2 separate regions of the Homo sapiens genome follow, and region 2 is linked to region 1. A link is an interaction called in ENCODE POLR2A ChIA-PET data of the cell type or tissue named here. Cell type or tissue: PC-9. All regions are shown on one strand. Each heading gives the region's core, and the rest is flanking DNA. Links, peaks and the distances in the headings are about the cores only. Region 1 overlaps CNTN5 (contactin 5). Region 2 overlaps CNTN5 (contactin 5).

Region 1 (9,761 bases), core at 386-8,385:
AATAATGTAAAATACTTTGGAAAACTCCGAGATTTTGGTGGCTACTACAACAATGAATTAAGGGGATAGGAAATACGTAGTAAAAAAAAATCTTATTTCAGAAGTTAAAAAAAAAAACACTAACATATAAACTAAACTGTGCAAATAATGAAAAACGTTCAGTAAAACAGTCGTCGAAACGGTTAATGTTCAATTTTCCTTTTTGCTATTTAGGAAAAACAAATTAGTTGCATAGCTGAAGAGACTAATATGAATACTAAGCTAGTAAGGAAGGAGAATGTTAAATTGTAATCAGGGTCCCCATGATTGCTTTTAAATCATATGACTGGCTGTTTAGTTTGTTTTATAAGCTTTTTAACAATAGGTTTAGATTTCAGAAAAATTTAAAAGATAGTACATACAATTCCCATACACCCCACACTTGGTTTCTAGTATTATCGATACCTTATATTAAGGTATATTTGTAAAACTTAGTGAATCTATATTGATAGATTAATATTCATTAAAGTTCATACTTTATTCAGATTTCCCTAATTTTCTCTAATGTTACTTTTTTTTCAAGATCCCATTTTACATTATTCAACACATCTCCTTAGGATCCTCTTGTCTGTGACAGTTTCTCAGCCACTCATTGTTTTTGATGATTTTGAAAGCTTCTTGGAGCACTAATCACATTTTCTGTAGAGTATCTTGAAATTTTCTGATGTTTTAATAATTAATTTTATGAATTTTGGGTTTTTGGGAGTTAAGGTGCCATTCTCAAAGCATCATATTAGGCGTACATAGTATCAGCATGATTTATCACTGTTGATGATGACCTTGATCACTGAACATAGGCTGTAAAGTTTCTCTCTCTCTCTCTCCCCCTCTTTTTCTCTCTCCCCAACCCCATCCTTCTCCACACTCTATTCTTGGGAAGAAAGTCACTATGTACAACACACAGAAGAGTTATGTTGTATTTCTTTAAGCGTTGAACAGCTACATAATTTATTTGAAATTCTGCATAGGAGATTTTCCCTTCTCCCTCATTTACTTATTCAATTATTTATTTGTATCAGTAGGGACTCAAGGACATTTATTTTATACTTTGGATATTAATTCATACTATTTTTTTGGATTGCTCAAATTGTCCCAGCTTTGGCCTTTAAGAGTTTCCAGTTGACTCATGTGTCCTTTTTGACATTCCCATCAAGAGAGGGTTTGTTTGGTTCTGTAAAGCACTTTTGTTGTTGTTGTTGTTTGTTTTTAATCCATAGTCTTTAAACTTAAGTTCTTTGTAAACTATTATGTGCATAGAAACCTTGATATTACTTGGAACCAGCCTGGGTCTTACACAGTGTGGGTTTACTTAACTAAAAGTAGCACAAACACTTTAAAGGCAATCACAATTTTTCGGACACTGCCAAACCAAGATACCAATAACATCATCTGAAATCTCTGCAGAGACTATTTATAAAAACATGGAACTGTTTTCTTTCTGTCATAAAAAATATAATCATGATAGAGTGGAAATATCTAACTGTATTAGTTTAGTAAAAAGTTAAAAAAAAAAAAGAATGACTACTGATGGTACTTGTACTACTAGTCTTCATCCCATAACTGACATAGCCAATTCCTCCATAAATATTACAACATCTCAACTTATCTATAGTCTAAAATCAAACACCCAGATAGTGACTGTTCCTTAGTTGAGCCTGGGGATTAGATCAATTCCACTCTGTTTAATCTGAACCATTATTGCTTTTGGCTAATTTGTCTTGCTGAGGACTTTCCAAATAAAAATACTCTATCTCATCATACTCTGTCAAACAAAAATGACAATGAAAGATAAAAATGGGTATAGGCAAAATAAGGAAAAACTTAATTTAAATGTTCATGATTTGAGTTTAAACTCTGTGAGAGTATGCTTGGTTATAATATTCCTCATAGACATGTAAGGAAGCTCTATTGTGGCAAACATATCTTTAAAGCACTTCATTCATTTTAACCTCACACAATGCTCCAGGCTTATGGCTGATATACAGGTATAAAGAAAATATTGGATTCAGGTCAGCCCTCTTTTATAGACCCTTATACATCCCTTTTCAGTTTAGAATAAACATTGGTATATGAGGTAGTGAGAAAACTATGTTGAAAAATCCTAATTAAATATATGAAATGTAAAAAATATTTTTAAATTAATAAATACAGGTAAACATCTATATGGTGCTTACCATATACAAGTATTATTTTAAAACTTTTGTATGTATTAACTCATTTAATCCTCCTAACAACCCTACAAGGTAAGTGCTTTTAGTGTTAGTAATAGACATTTTATAGAAGAGGTTTCCAAAGCACAAGTAAATCTAGTAATTTGCATAAGGTTATAGAAAATTAGTAGAAGTAAGATTTGAACTCAGGTTGTCAGCTTTTACAGAGTTTTATTTTTTCGCTTTCTTTCTATTTATTTATTTGTTTATTTATTTTGTAGAGATGGAGTCTATGTTCCTACGTTGCCCAGGTTGGTCTCAAACCTCCTCTCACCTAGGCCTCCCAAAGCGCTGGGATTACAGGTGTCAGCCACCGTGCCTGGCCCTTAGTGTTCTTAAGCACCATAATCCAGTGCCTCTTTCTAAATCTAATGGATTTCTATAAGATATATAAAATATTTTATACTCATTCCTAAAATTGTATAAAAGTCAGCTTCTGCTACTTCTTAACTCTATGCTAAAGCTGAATAATCTCCAACTTGTATCCCATGTCTCTGAGTTTTAGCCTTTTGCAGGCAACACCCTGGTGTCTATCTTCACATGGATCTAATTCAGACATTTGAAAATATACACACTGTACAAAACATCACTCATCAATGCTACCCTGCTTGTGGGCCTGCTTGCTGTCCTAGATTCCCTGTATCTAGAAATGAATATATCTTTCTTCTAACCACCCAAAACAGAAAGTGGGAAGTTGCTTCCCTGACTTAGTCACCCAATCTGTCAAGAATAAAGAAGTCATTCTAGATGATCTACTTATTTTCCATACTAAACTCTGGAATTTCTCTCTATTACCCTTCTACCTAATTTAGATACAGATCATGAATTGGTGGGATTTCTGCAACAAATTCCTCACAATTAGACTTCATTTGATTCTAGTATTCATTTTTGTAATATGCTACCAGACTGTAAAAAAGTAATGTATTTTGTGTTCGACAGAACTGAGTTTAAATTTGATTCAAAAATGTCAAAATTATGGGGCCTTGGAAAGGCACCTAACCTTCCTTAATCTCTATATTTATCAGTAAAATGGGGAATTTTGATATCTACCAGGAAGAATGGTTTTGAGACGCAGTTCATGTGAGTAAATCATCTAGTCTGGTGTTTAACATATATTAGATACTTACAAAGTGGTACCTCAGGAACAGAAAACCAAACACCGCATGTTCTCACTCTTATATAAGTAGAAGTTGAACAACGAGAACATATGGGCACAGGGAGAGGAACATCACACACTGCTGACTGCCAGGGGGTGGGGGGCTCGGGGAGGGATAGCATTAGGAGAAATACCTAATGTAGATGACAGGTTGATAGGTGCAGCAAACCACCATGGCACGTGTATACCTAAGTAACAAACCTGCATATTCTGCACATGTGTCCCAGAACTTAAAGTGAAATAATAATAAAAAAGTGGTGACTACGTATTTTAGTTTGAAAAAGTCTAAAACTGTTACTCACTTACTTGAAGACTGTGCTTGGCATATTATGTATAGCAGGGTCAGCACTTTTTTTCTGTAAAGGCTACATGATACTTATTTTTGCCTTTGTGTACTACACACACTCTGTTGCAACTACTCAGCTCTGACAATGAAATGTGGGAACAGCCATAGATAACATTAAATAAATAATTTTGGCTGAGTTCCAATGCCTACTCACCAAATAATGGCAATAAGCCAGATTTGGCTCACTGTCTGAAGTTTGCACAGCCCTGAAGTATAGCACGAACTCTAAGTCTTTGGCTTCATGAGCCGTATTGGCTTCAGAGCCGTATTGTGATATATTTCATGTTTTTTTTTTCTAGCTTTCTCTGCCTTTTCTTCCTTTCTCACATTTTACATTCCAACAACATCAAAGTACTTATGGTTCTCGGCAACATTATTTGCTTAAGCCTCACGTGTCTGTTTATGCAATTCCTTCTATCTGAATCACCCGTCTGATCTCAGATTCAAGATCTGAATGTTTATACATTATGTATCAGCTCAGACTTCCTCTCACTCAAAAGGCCTTTTAGGCATCTTAGATACATGCACATATTTATGTTTCTATCTCCTTCATCAATAGGGAATGTATCATATTCATTTACCTACCTTTGGAACCTGATTCAATGAATACTTGTTGAGTTAAGCTGAACTTTCATGTTGTCAATTTTTATCCATTCTAAAAACATACACGTCACATTATTATAAATCAAAGAAACAATCTCGTCTGTCAAAATCCCACTGACATATTGGTATTTCTATTTCAGAAATAAAATTTGTTTTTCTTGTCAACTACTCAATTTGGGTATTATGTTTGCAGAGACTCCATGTCTCTCACTATCCTCTATTGTCCCAGCTCTACTGTCCATTACTCTATCCACCCTTGAAGACCCCATGTTTCACGGTCCACTGGGCCTGTGTGCCCTCTGCTTGTCATGCCTCATTTCATAACCTTTACCTCATCAGCTTCTCATCCTTCAACCCCTCAATTCAAATACCTCCTCCTTTAAAACCCTTACAATCATCACAGGTTGTAACTTCTTTTGTACTATGTATCATAATTTCACATTTATTTCTATAATTGTTTGTTTTAAAAACAAACTCTAAGCTCCATACAGAAAGGAATTTTTTAATTGGAATAATTTAGCTATAATTCCATTGTAGTAATATTATTTAAAGACTATTATTTCCTCTCTGATGCCAAAAATGAGCCTTAAATATATTTGTATTTTCTGTGCTGTGCACACAGGTACTGAAAACACACATGTACTCAGTTTTTAATGTTTTTCTTTGAAGACTACATTACTTTCAAAAATAGCTAGAAGTACATATTTACATCTTATTGCAGAAATGTTTCAACTGCTTGCTTATGTAATTTTTACAGCTTGAAAATTTTTTCTTCAAATTTTTATATGTACTTCCTGTTTTAGATTAACCTATTTAAATATTGCTTTCATTCTTCCACGCCCAATCACCAACTCTGTGAAGCTGTCTTGATTCCACAATCAGGATTTATTGGCTGTAACCCTTTCTCCCAGCTATTATAATTACAAACTTAAGTGTCCCACAAATGTGTACTATTCTAATGATATCAATAAATTTTTTGGAATAAAAATGAGTTTAGGGTATACTATAGTCAATCAAAATTGGTGTCATATCAGATTAAAGGATTCTCCTTTACTATAGGAACACTTAAAATACGCATTTGTTTTGTGAATTATGAAAAAAATGTTTTGCAAAATTATTTGACTATAAAAACATTTCACTGATGGAATAAAAGAAAAAATATTGAGGGATGCCAGAGAGAAAGAGGTCAGGTCATGAAAAAAGGGAAGCCCAACAGATTAACAGTGGACCTCTCAGTGGAAACCTTACAAACCAGAAGAGATTGAGGGCAAATATTCAATATTATTAAAGAAAAGAAATTTCAACCCTGAATATCATATCTTGCAAAACCAAGCTTTGTAAGTGAAGGAGAAATAAAGTCCTTTTTCACAAATGCTGCGGGAAACTGTCACCACCAGACCGGTGTTACAAGTGCTCCTAAGGAAGCACTAAACACGGAAAAGAAAAACCATTACCAGCCACTACAAAAACACACTGAAATACATAGAACAGTGACACTATGAAGCAACTACATAAACAAGTCTGTAAACTAGCCAGCTAGCATCATGATGACAGAATCAAATCCACACATAACAATAACCTTGAATGTAAATGGGCTAAATGCCCCAATTAAAAGACACAGAGTGGCACGTTGGATAAAGAACCACGAACCATTCATATGCTGTCTTCAAGAGACCTATCTCACATGCAAAGACACACATAGGCCGAAAATAAAGAGAAAGAGGAAAATTTACCAAGCAAATGGAAAACCTAAAAAAGCAGGGGTTGCAATTCTAGTTTCTGACAATACAGACACTAAACCAAGAAAGATCAGAAAAGACAAAGAAGGGCATTACAAATGGTAAAGGGTTCAATTCAACAAGAACTAACTATCCTAAATATATATGCACCCAATACAGGAGCACCCAGATTCATAAAGCAAATTATTAGAGACCTTCAAAGAGACTTAGACTCCCACACAATAATAGTGGGAGACTAACACACCACTGCCAATATCAGACAGATCATCGAGACAGAAAATTTACAAAACTATTCAGGACCTGAACTCAGCTCTGGATCAAGTGGATCCGACAGATATCTACAAACTCTGCACCCAAGAACAGAATATACATTCTTCTCATCACCACATGGCACTTACTAAAAAAACTGTTCACATATTCAGAAGTAAAAGACTCCTCAGAAAATGCAAAAGAACTGAAATCATAACAAACAGTTGCTTAGACCACAGTGCAATCAAATTAGAACTCAAGATTAAGAAATTCACTCAAAATTATACAACTACATGAAAATCAAACAACCTGCTCCTGAATGACTTTTGGGTAAATAACAATATTAAGGCACAAATCAGGAAGTTATTTGAAAATAATAAAAAACAAAGATACAATGCATCAGAAACTCTGGGACACAGCTACCACAGTGTTAAGAGGGAAATTTACTGCAATAAAAGCCCACATTAAAAAGCTAGAAAGATCTCAAGTTAACAACCTAACATCACAACTAAACAAACTAGAGAACCAAGAGCAAAGAAACCCCAAAGCTAGCAGAAGACAAGAAATAAAGATCAGAGCTGAGTTAAAGAAGACAGAGACATAAACACTCTTCAAAAAAACCAACAAATCCAGGTGCTGGTTTTTTTTTTGAAAAAATTAAGATAGACTGCAAGCTAGACTAATAAAGAAGAAGAGAAGATTCATATAAACACAATCAGAAACAATAATGGCCATATTACTACTGACCTCACAGAAATACCAAAAGTCATCAGAGACTATTATAAACACTTTTATGTAAGTAACAAGAAAATCTAGAAGAAAAGAATAAATTACTAGATACATACACCCTCCCAAGACTGGACAAGAAAGAAACTAAATCCCTGAGTAGACCAAAATGAGTTCTGAAATTAAGGTGGTAATAAATTGCCTACCAACCAAAAAAATCCCAAGACCAGACAGGCTGAGAGCTGAATTGTACCAGATGTACAAAAAAGAGTTGTTATCATTTCTACTGAAACTATTCCAAAAAAATTGAGAAGGAAGGAATCCTCCCTAACTCGTTCTATGAGGCCATCATCATCCTAATATCCAAACCTGGCAGAGACATAAAAGAATAAAATACCTATGAATACAGCTAACGAGGGATGTGAAGGACCTCTTCAAGGAGAACTACAAATGACTGCTTGCTCAGAGAAATTAGAGATGACACAAACAAGTAGAAAAACATTCCATGATCATAGATAGGAAGAATCAGTTTTTTTAAAATGGCCGAACTGACTAAAGCAATTTAGAGATTAAATGCTATTCTCATTAAACTGCCATGGACATTCTTCACAGAATTAGAAAAAGAGAAAACTATCTTAAAAATTATAAGGAACCAAGAAAGAGCCCGAATAGCCAGATAGCCATGGCAATCCTAAGCAAACAAAGAAACAAAACAAGAACAACAACAACAAAACAAAGCTGGAGGCATCATGTTACCCAACTTCAAACTATACTATAAGACTACAGTAACCAAAATAGCATGGTACTGGTGAAAGAACAGGCACATAGACCAATGGAACAGAATAGAGAACCCAAAACTAAAGCCACATACCAATAACCATCTGATCTTTGATGAACCAGGCAAAAACAAGCAATGGGGAAAGGATTCCCTACTTAATAAGTAGTGCTGGGAGAACTGGCTAGCCATATGCAGAAAATTGAAATTGGACCCCTTCCTTACACCATATACAAAAATTAACTCAAGATGAATTAAAGACTTAGATGTAAAACCCAAAACTATAAAAACCCTAGATGAAAACTAGGCAGTATCATTCAGGACATAGGCATGGGCAAAGATTTCATGACAAAGATGCCAAAAGCAATCTCAACAAAAGCAAAAATTGACAAATGGGATCTAATTAAACTAAAGATCTTCTGGACAGCAAAATAAACTATCAAACACAGTGATCAAACAACCTACAGAATGGGAGAAAAATTTTGCAATCTGTTCATCTGACAAAGGAGTAATATCCAGACTTTACAAGGAACTTAAAAAATCTACAAGAAAAAGCAAAGAACCCCATTGAAAAGTGGCCAAAGGACATGAAGAGACACCTCTCAAAACAAGACATACATGTGGCCAGGAAATATATGAAAAAAAGCCCAACAACACTGATAATTACAGAAATGCAAATCAAAACCACAATGAGATACCATCTCACACCAGTTAGAATGGTGATTATTAAAATGTCAAAAAAAAGTAACAGATGCTGCTGAGGTTGTGGAGAGAAAGGAATGCCTTTTTTTTTTTTTTTTTTTTTTCTTTTTTGAGGAGTCTCACTCTGTCGCCCAGGGTAGAGTGCAGTGGCGCGACCTCGGCTCACTGCAAGCTCCACCTCCCGGGTTCACGCTATTCTCCTGCCTCAGCCTCCCAAGCAGCTGGGACTACAGGCGCCCACCACCACGCCCAGCTAATTTTTTGTATTTTTAGTAGAGACGGGGTTTCACTGTGTTAGCCAGGATGGTCTCGATCTCCTGACCTTGTGATCTGCCCGCCTTGGCCTCCCTAAATGCTGGGATTACAGGCGTGAGCCACCACGCCCGGCCCTCAGGAATGCTTTTACCTTGTTGGCAGGAGTGTAAATTAGTTCAACCCATTGTGGAAGACAGTGTGGCGATTTCTCAGAAACCTAGAAGCAGAAATACCATTTGATCCAGCAATCCCACTACTGGGTATATTCCAAAAGTAATACAAATAGTACTATTATAAAGATGCATGCATGTGTGTATTCATTAGAGCACTATTCACAATAGAAAAGACGTGAAATAACCTAAATGCCCATCAATGACAGACAGGATAAAGAAAATATGGTACATATATACCATGGAATACTCTACAGCCATAAAAAGGAATGAGATCATGTTGTTTGCGGGGACATGGATTGAAATGTAGGCAATTATCCTTAGCAAACTAACCCAGGAACAGTAAACCAAATACTGCATGTTCTCACCTATAAGTGAATGCTAAATCATGAGAATACATTAACGTGTAGAGAGGGAAAACACACACTGGGGCCTGTCAGAGGGTGGCGGGGAGAAGGGAGAGCATCAAGAAGAATAGCTAATGAATGCTGGGATTAATACCTCGGTGATGGGATGACTGTGTAGCACCATGACACATGTTTACCTATGTAACAAAACCGCACATCCTGGAAATGTATTTCTGGACTTAAAAGATGAAGACAAAATAATAATAAAAAGTTAAAAAACACTGTGGAAAAAAAAATTTCCATCTTTCTACCTGTCACATAGAGTAGTTTACACGATTGACTCCTTACTTAGCATTAAACTCCTTGAAAGGAGGATTACACCAATTTACTTATCCCAACCTCACCTGTTGTAAGACTTTGTAAATAATTCATGTTCAAAATAAC
Region 2 (9,761 bases), core at 1,254-9,253, 370 kb after region 1:
CTTCCTGTCTACAAACACAATATATCTCTCCATTTTTATGCATCTCAGTAGGCTTTTGCATATATATATTTGTGTTTGTGTGTGTATGTGTGTGTGTGTCTGAATGTGTGTGTGTGCACATGTGTGTGTGTATGTTTATTTTTAGGCATCTCCTTTATCAAGTTTAGGTCAGAAAAATAAAAATAAATTTTTAGGTATTTTAATTAAAAAGAAATTTAGATATCAACTTGTTTTAAACTGTTAGAAAAGCTGAAGAAACAAATGACAGGAAAGACCACTGCTAAATCTTAAAATGACTGAGAGTTTTCAAAGAGTGGGTCATTGCAGAACTCTAGATAACTACCAGCAATTAGCACAGCTTCCAGCACTGAGGCATATGATACTAAAAAATGCATCTGAGGCCACTGTGGCTGCTTCTCTTACATTTTCCCTATCTCTTGTACATCTCCCATTGAGTGGCACCTCATCATGAATCCTGCTAACAGGTGTTTTGAGAAACACAGTTATCAGAGTCCCTGGCCTTCTAACATTCTGGAGAGCACAAGAATTAGGAAAGGGTGCTGTGTACTAACCCAAAATCCAGCACAATACTACGCAATCATTATTTCCATTATGTATGAGATCTCTTTTTATTCCATTTTCTAATCATTTATGACAGATAGATAGGAATGTATCATTTTTCTTTGTTAGTCTTATATCCCACAAGAGCCCGAGAATGCAAATATTAATGCCCAAAGGCCAAATCTATATTTTCTTCCCTTCCTTTCCCTCTCTCCTTCCCGCTCTTCCCCCTTACTCTGTCTCTCTCCTTCCCTCCCTCCTTTCTTCCTCCTTCCTTCCCTTCCTTCTCCCTTTCCTTCCTCCCTTCCTCCTTGCCTCCCTCCTCCCTCCCCTCCCTCCCTTCCTTCCTTTCTTTTCTTGTTTCCTTCTTTCTTCCTTTCTTCCCTTCTTTCCTGATGTACTTCTTTTCCTTTTTTTTTTAAGTCTTACGAGACTTTCAGTAAGTTTCAGTCCACTCGGTGGTTAAAAATGTATGCTACTTATTCTATGACAATAATAACCATCTGCTAAACACTTTTCAGATACCAAGCTTTAAATATAAGGGATTGTGTGTGTGTGTGTGTGTGTGTGTGTGTGTGTGTGTGTGTGTCACTGCTTGTATATGTACAGATATAGATAAGATCGATTTTGTGTGAACTTTTTGCACCCTTACAAAAATGAGATAGTATTCACTTTTTTAGTCAAATGAAAGTTGAGGTTTATAAAAATTGAGATACAGCCAAGTATCTTCAGTCAGCAAATATTACAGCACAGAGTCAATCCTAGTTTTAACTTATTTCAAAGCCTATAATCTTTCCATTTGTTAGAATTGCCTCAATACACTCAGCATATGTGACAGTTTCTAAGCAGAAGTCTGTATCTAGTTAAGAATTTGTCTGTCTGGGATTCACTCTGTATACTAAGCTTAGCGCAGAGAGATGAACTGAATTTCAGACCCATCTAATGAAGAGATAGAGCCCTTCTTATGTTGTAGGACAGCCTTGAGGTGTTCAGGTGACTGAGCCTTCAGACTAAGAGTTCCATTTCTTGTTTGTGAGCAGAGGTGGATGGAAATTTTCTTATACTCAAAACTTACTCCAGAAAATAAATATTTCCTCTGTTTCCATGAGTTATTTCCACAACGGAAATATTAAATAAATGTTAACATTTGCTGAGCAAGTATCATATAGGAGATATTTTGCATACATTCATATTAATGAAAGTGTTTGCATGTTTTCAACCTGTGGATGCCTTGTGTCACACTAGCAAAAATTTATGTACTAGAAAGCCTATATGATCTGTTACATTATCACACTAAAATATATTCCTTATTTTTCTTCCTCTTGCTTTGGGCAAATTCAGTTTTCTTACATCTCCTTAGGAACTTCAACTTGGAAAATATTAATGCACCAACATATTTCCTATGGATAGGCTGATAATGAAAATAATCCATCGATATCCAACTTGAACCACCCCGTCCCACCACCATAACTGGCAGATAGAGATAAATGCTGTCCAAGAAATTCATGCAGCCTCAGATTACAATGTTTCACACCAACTTATACATGTATTTACTTAAGCCATTCTATTTAGTTTCACCTTACTAGGTTTTTTTTTCTTTTTCCTGTTTTTTTTCTTTTTTTTTTTTTTTTTTGAGATGGAGTTTTGTTCTTGTTGCCCAGGCTGGAGTGCAATGGTGTGATCTTGGCTCACTGCAACCTCCGCCTCCTGGGTTCAAGCAATTCTCCTGCCTCAGCCTCCTGAGTAGCTGGGATTACACACATGCACCATCATGCTTGGCTAATTTTGTATTTTTAGTAGAGACGGGGTTTCTCCATGTTGGTCAAGCTGGTCTCAAACTCCCGACCTCAGGTGATCCACCCATCTCGGCCTTCCAAAGGGCTGGGATTACAGGTGTGAACTACCATGTCCAACCTTACTAGGCATTTTTATACTTCATATAACAAATTTTCCTATAAAATACTGGAAAACAATATTTTCTAAAACACAAAAAACTATATGTGTAGTTAAAATAAATAACCAATTTTTGCAAGTAGTAAAACACAGATGTCTATAAGAACCACCTCAAAATTAATCAGGATTTTGTTGTTGAATAACAATTTTGTGTGGAACTGTTCCATCTCCCTTCCTGATGATAAGAAATTACGCTTTTCATTCATCTGGACACATGACCCTTGAAAGATTGCTGTGGACACTCTAATTGCTAAGAAATTCTTTCGAGTATTCATTCAAAACTGTCTCCGTCCACCTTCCTTCATTATTTTGTCAATTCTGGCCACACTGTAAACATTTTAGCAAGTAGTAGCACTGTTAATTTACACAATACTTATGTCGCAAACGATATGAGAAATTTTTTCTCTTCAAATTTCTGTGTAATTGTCAAGAGCTTTAAAGATGAACATTAGATTTCCTATTTTTGAAATTCAGAGCACATTCTACTCTATTCTTATCAACTGTAATACTCTCTAAGAGATGCATACATTGATACTTAGAGGTTTCCCTTCATGAATTGATGAGAATCCTGGCAATGCTAAAAATCTATAAACCTAGAGCCATTCAGACTCTTCTCTAATGAAATAAAGCTCTTCCACTTGGAGCTGAGCCAGTGTCTCCTGGATGAGTTGTATAAGTTATTGAGTGAAACATTTCATTCTCAAAGGCTGAACTCAGGACCGCTTTTAATATATATTGCCTCTTATTATGGCAGGAACTGAGTTGGTTGTGTCAAGATGAAACTGTCAGTTTTGCCGCTGAATGTTTTCAGTTGTTACAGTGACAGATTAGGTGCAAGTATATGAATGAAATGGCGTTTTATTTAAAATGACACTGTGAATCCACTCTTGTCAGAATCATCAATTCTAATTCACTTATGTCTTTTTGGAGTGCTCAGTTTGTCTCATTTGCTTCAATTGCTTCCTATTCTACCAATATGCTTTTCAATTAGTTGGAAGGAGCAACAACAAAAATGGCATAATAAGAGTGCACTTTGCTCTGCCAAACCTGATTCCACAGGTTCTCTGTACAGTTAAATACACTCTACATCCTCAACTTGAAACCTGAATTTATTAATAGATTGACAAAGAGCCTCTTCTAAAAAATTAATTAGACTTCTGTTGAATTACATGAATTTAATACAATTTGGTTGGTAATTGATAGAATGCACCAGTTCACAGGTGTCCAAGACATTTACTCTATTCTATTTCCATCTGCTGATGTGTCTAGCATAAATTCAAATTGCTTATCCATCATCCATCTGGAAGTGAGCATTAGATCTGAAACCCTCTTACATACAGCTGCTGTGCTGTGTTCAGTGGTTCGGTTGTCTTTCTTTGAATGTCACAAGCATCATAAACAACTTGTTTCTAACATTACTAAATTCAATTAAGGTGCTTAGATTTAATTTATCTCTAGTAGTCACAGATATCTCAGAAGTAAAAAAAAATATAGAGTTTGATTTGTTAAGGTGCGTCCATGATTATGAGTTAAGAACAAAATGTTTATATATAGGAAATAACAGCTTCCAAGATGTTTACGTTTATAGACAGAATACAGATTATTATTATTATTTTGTGTATGTAACCTATTCTTAAATCATTCTTATTGTAACAAATAGAACTTTGATGGCAAAATTTGGCTTACAATCTGTCTAATGTTAGAATATAGCAATGGATTAATTTATATGGAACTCAATTTTTTCCCATGATTTGAGGTTTCACTGTTAGATACTTCCCCTTCCCTTCTTTATACTTTGTCTTTAAATTTTTTTCTTTTATGTGGTTGCTTTTCTTCACAAGATTAATTTAGAGATACCTGGTACAGTTAGGGCCTGCAATCAAAATGACAGACTGGCATGATTTAATGAAATGAATAAAAGACACATGGAAAGTAACATTTTCTGCAACGAGCTGCTAGAATTTGAGTGTGGCTAGTAGAAAGTAAAATCACATATCGTGGTAAAACTTCAGACTCCTACATCTTCCAAAAGAACTGCTCTCACATCCACATTTAGTAACTTCTCTTCTTTAATGCTAATTTTCAAGCTTGAAGGTACTGAAAGCATAGAGTAGGATGAGGAAACTCCTCTCCTATTTTGAATCAATTAACCTGGATTAACCTAACAAGTTAAAGGATAAACAAGTGACAGCCTTGAAATTGGGTACACTATTGTCAACATTTTATAAATAAGCAGAAAATAAAGATAATCATTCTATATTCATAGTGTATTGACCTTCTTGGTTGATTATCTAAAAAGTACATCAGAAGTATTGTAGTTAAATAGCACACAATGGATTTAATTCAAGATCGTCTACTGGTGCCACTTAGTCGTAAATAATAAATGTCCATTGATGTATTTCAAAGTATTTTAGAGTATTCATTTTAAAGGATTATTATTACACAATGCCCAGTTTCACTCAAAATAAGTGAATCACTCTTTAGTAATTTCTGTTGGTTACGTAAATATGTAAGAATGCGGAGCTGTTGTGCAAACTGCATAAAAGTCGTCTGCCTTCAGAAGATCCCCGTTCCCTGGTGGGGATGACACTACCTCTCTCCACCCATGACTTCCTGCTTATTTAACTTTAAGCATTGTCTTAAAATTCGAGCACATACAAAAAGCACAAAAGCCATCCACTAGCACATTATATGTCGGTTGAGAAAGATATCATGGAACAGGAGGCTATATCTGAGTACTGTTTTTCTTACTGTTTTCAGCCATTTTATACCACATTCAGTTACTTGCCATCCTCATATCAAACTAAAAAATTAGTAAGAACAAATATTTTACTGTGTTTCACTTTTAATAATATTTGCAGAATATTTATAGAGCATTTATGTTACTGACACAATCAAGGTGTTTTCAATTCAAAGACAAATCACTTAATTTGAGAAAATAACATATTAAGCTTTAGCATATTCAGCAGTTGTATTAGGAGCTCCATTAAGGATATGCATGAATCTTATATTTTTTTTCAACATGTCTTTCAATTTTATAGGCAGTTTAATAAAGATGAACCATACCTGCTTTCTGAAAACAGGGTCCAAAGTATGCTCTTGACAAAGGAACTGGTATCTGTAAAGTAATCCTTTTGCAGTAGTCATGCAAAAATGATGCTTAGTAGATCTTGAATGGCATTAAATGGCAATCCTTTAAAGACACCTGTTAAGAAATAATATATACTATTGTGATAAAAATCATCCTTTTTTTCAACTTTGCTTGACCAAAACCCATGCATCTTATTAAATATTTTAGATCAATGTTCTATTTAGTTATACATACAATCACTATGCTTTTTACCCATATAAACACATACAGCTTCTAATTAGGTATATTTATGTAGTTGCTTTTTCAGATGTATTTTTCCTTTATAATTTATATTTAATAATATAACATAATGTCACTCTAAGCTTACATGGGCTACAATAGCTTAGAATATTTAACACACTAACTTATACCACCATTCCAAGCTTTTCTTAATATTTATAAGACAATAATATGAAAATTCTATGCTATTCCTAGCATATGCAATGTTAAATTTATTATTTATTTTATTTAAGAATTTACAGCTGGGTGCAGTGGCTCACACCTGTAATCCAGGCACTTTGGGAGGCCGAGGCAGGCGGATCACGAGGTCAGGAGATCGAGACCATCCTGGCTAACACGGTGAAACCCCGTCTCTACTAAAAATACAAAAAAGTAGCTGGGCGTGGTGGAGGGCGCCTGTAGTCCCAGCTACTTGGGAGGCTGAGGCAGGAGAATGGTGTGAACCCGGGAGGTGGAGCTTGCAGTAACCGTGAGTTGTGTTAGGAGCTCCATTAAGGATAGGCATGAATGGGGCCACCTCTATTCTCTTTATTTCTAATGAAGTTCATTGTTTAATGAAATTCTCTATACACTGAAATTCATATTTCCATTAAATTTAATCTTTGGTAGATTATTGATGTATTAGGATTGAAAACCTAGCGTAGCTACCCATACATATATTTCAAATAAGAATCTAATAACATATTTCTTATTGTTTTCAGCAATTTTACACTATCTTCATGAACTTGCCATCCTCATATCAAACTAAAAATTTAGTGAGGACAAATATTTTACTGTTTTTCTCTTTAATAATATTTCCAGAATGTTTATAGAGCATTTATGCTTATTGACATAATCAAGGTAAGGAATATAAGTTTTAGAACTTGAGATTGATAACCTCAGAGTGATTGAAGGCCATCAAGTAAGATTCCATGTTAAAATACTACCAAGAGTCCAGGGAAACCTAAGGTACATATTTCATGATCAGATTGATAAAAAGTATTTCAGTTGCTTGTAGTTGTCACTACCAAAGGGTATTGACCTTTATGACTTCTATTTATATTATTTGGAACTTCAGGAAATTGACATTTTTGTTAAACAAAAGTAGTGAAATATCAGCAATTTTAAATATGTCGACCTAAGATTTCCTTTAATCTCAGCTTGCATTTCTGATATCAAGTCTAAATTATAGATATTATTGTAGTATACAAATTGTGAACAGAAGGAACTATAGATTCCTTTTTGTCTTCCTTGCTTCCTCCCTCTGTCTCTTCCTCTGTTTCTTCCTCCTTCCCTCTTTTCCTCGCTTTTGTCCCTCTTCCTTTTTTCTTCTCCCTTCATTCTTTTCTTAATATTGTAACAATTTTACATTTCTGCTTTATGCCTTCTTGCACAAAATTAAAAACTAAAAAAGGCAGGAATTTTGTTGAGGTTTACAAACTTAGGCGGAATGATAGTTACTTAAGCAAACAGCACATCTTCATTTTAGGATTTGACAAGTTATGTTTTTTTCATCTTGGATTGTCATTAAGATGAATGTTTTTGGAAGTCAGAATTTTGTGTTCTTTTTACTGCCATTACTTCTTAGCAATTATACAGTGCATCATTTTTCCCTACTATATGGAAATACTGAGAACATTAAATGAGATAATACACATAAAAAGCTTACCAACATGTCTAGCACATATTGAGCAAATAAGAAGTATCACTAATTATTTTCACATTTCATTATGAACTAACATAGCAAAAGAAAAAAATTATAATGAACTGTATTGTTGTGGTGATGGTTGTCATTTTCCAATTCCTTCCTCAAGTTTCAAGTTTGCTTCTTAGAAGCAAAACTTTTCCATTTTGTCTCTGGAATAAACTCATGCTTGTCTTTAAGACAGTATGTTGTGATGACGAGACTACTTCATTTGCAGTCAGAGTCAGACTTCTTTAAGTTTCTACCATATACTTATGCTTAGATCTTAAACACTTATTTAGCATTTCTGGGGGTAATGATGTCAGATCCTATGTCTGCTCAAGGAATTATAATAAAAATCTTAAGAAATAATAGATGAGAAAATTATTCCTAAACTGAAAGTTTTACATATGTTAGTTGTTATTCCTCAAGTTACACTTTATGAAAAAGAATGACCTTTGCCAACCTATATTTTTCTCTCCATTTCTTTGAAAGCTAGACCAAATCTAAATAAATAATCGTAGGCGACTTACTGAAAAAGAAGGTAAGTTGTCTTATTATTTCACAACCTTGCTTCACACACCATAGGTCAACATACATTTATCTTGTATAGTTTTGCTGTGATTTTTTAATCTAACATGAATTTTACTTTACAGATGGAAAAATAGCCTAAAATTGTAAAAGCCATGTAATCACCTGATATTCTTATTTTCTTTTTTACAATCATAACTCCCTCTATTTCAAATCATCATCAGTATCTGTATCTTCTTTTTAGAGTTTATCTCATTTCTCTCTTTTATTAGGCTGGGATACAAAAATTTGTCCCTTATCCTAGAGTGGCTGTCTTGAATAGACTCTGCCTGTAATTTTCTATTCTTAATGTGTTATTGACCAGAAAAACAAATATTTAAACTTAACATGAAATAAAACCTTGTAATTAAACCTTAAATTGATAATTAATTTTTATCAACAACATAGTAACTTCAAGACAGTATTCAGCACTGTTCCCTATGCTTCAAATGACCGCTTGCCACCCCTGTCCACCTGAAGAGCTTCTATTCATGTTAAAATCCTGGTTTAGATATGAGATTTTTAAAAAAGTTTTCCTGATAATTTTTTGTGTTCTTTCTACTTCTGAAACTTGCTACAAATTACCTTATTAAATGTATTGCCCAACACTAAGTGATACATCATTGGTGCTCTTATAAGAAGACGAAATTTGGGTACACAAGTAGACACCAGAAACATGTGCAAGCAGTGTGGTGATCAAGTGAAGACAGGAGTAAGGCCGCCGACTGCAAGCTGGGGGAAAGGCCTCACAAGAGACCAAGTCTGGCGCAACCTTCATATTGAACTTCTAGCCTCCAGAATTATGAGAAAATTTTCTGTCATTTAAGCCAACCAGTCTGCGGTATTCTGTTTTATGGAAGCCCTAGAAAACTAATACAACTGGGGACAAGGAGATCTGGGGAATAGACATACAAGTTTATGGACACTCTACAATTTGGTAAGCAAGAGGCACTAAACAAACCAGTGCACAGAATGGCTTGGCAAACTAAAACCAGTCTCTTTCATCAGCCATTGTAGTATGAGCACATTGTAGTATAAGCACACTGACACATTAACAATGTGGCCACGCTGGCAGAGATGGAGGTTATGCATGGTGCCCAAAACATGAATCCTCGTTCAACAAAAGCTGATCTACCTACTACCTCTGTAGAAATCTCAACCTTCCAGCAACTGAGCGCTACACTGAGATCACCCACTACCCTTCACCAATATGATATTATTGATTCTACTCAATCAATCAATCAAGGTGGAAGGAATAGCTTTTGAGTAGAATCAAAGCATATCTTAGGTGTGGGTTTCCCTTTCTTGCCCACATCTCTTCAGCTAGCAGCACTCTCCAAGAAGTAACCAAGTCTTTGATCCACTGACACAGAACTTGGATAACATTACATAGAACTGATGGCCATACTTATTATCAAAGGAGGTACATCAGTGGACATATGATCACAGGATACACTGGTTTAATTACATACCACATTACCCAGAAGCCTAATGAATGGGATTATTTTTAACAGTATTTAAATACATTAAAATGTTAAAAACAGTATTGAATACATTTAAGTCCTCTCTATCTGAATATATATATGTTATATATATATAATGTATATAAATATATGTATATAATATAAAATCTCCTTTCTGTAT

Evidence for each region. Peaks named below come from ENCODE experiments on the same cell type or tissue, not always from the same donor. Only the 100,000 strongest peaks of a DNase experiment are listed, where the experiment ranks them.
Region 2: POLR2A ChIA-PET joins it to region 1 with 6 read pairs; 1 of 35 experiments calls an interaction of 5 or more read pairs at or near these places.

What each region holds. Positions count from the first base shown.
Region 1 is chr11:99,688,419-99,698,179 of GRCh38, reverse strand. All of the region lies in intron 3 of CNTN5 (contactin 5), which reads right to left. Among named protein-coding and RNA genes, the nearest start is that of CNTN5, 670 kb to the right of the region's middle. In PC-9, for the core only: no CTCF peak of the experiment used is centred there; a DNase peak (open chromatin) is centred at 4,159.
Region 2 is chr11:99,321,304-99,331,064 of GRCh38, reverse strand. CNTN5 (contactin 5) reads right to left here. Exons shown (of 25, transcript NM_014361.4): 2 at 5,581-5,719. Among named protein-coding and RNA genes, the nearest start is that of CNTN5, 310 kb to the right of the region's middle. RefSeq lists enhancers at 5,007-6,206, 8,208-8,377. In PC-9, for the core only: no CTCF peak of the experiment used is centred there; a DNase peak (open chromatin) is centred at 5,024; H3K27ac peaks cover 509 bases.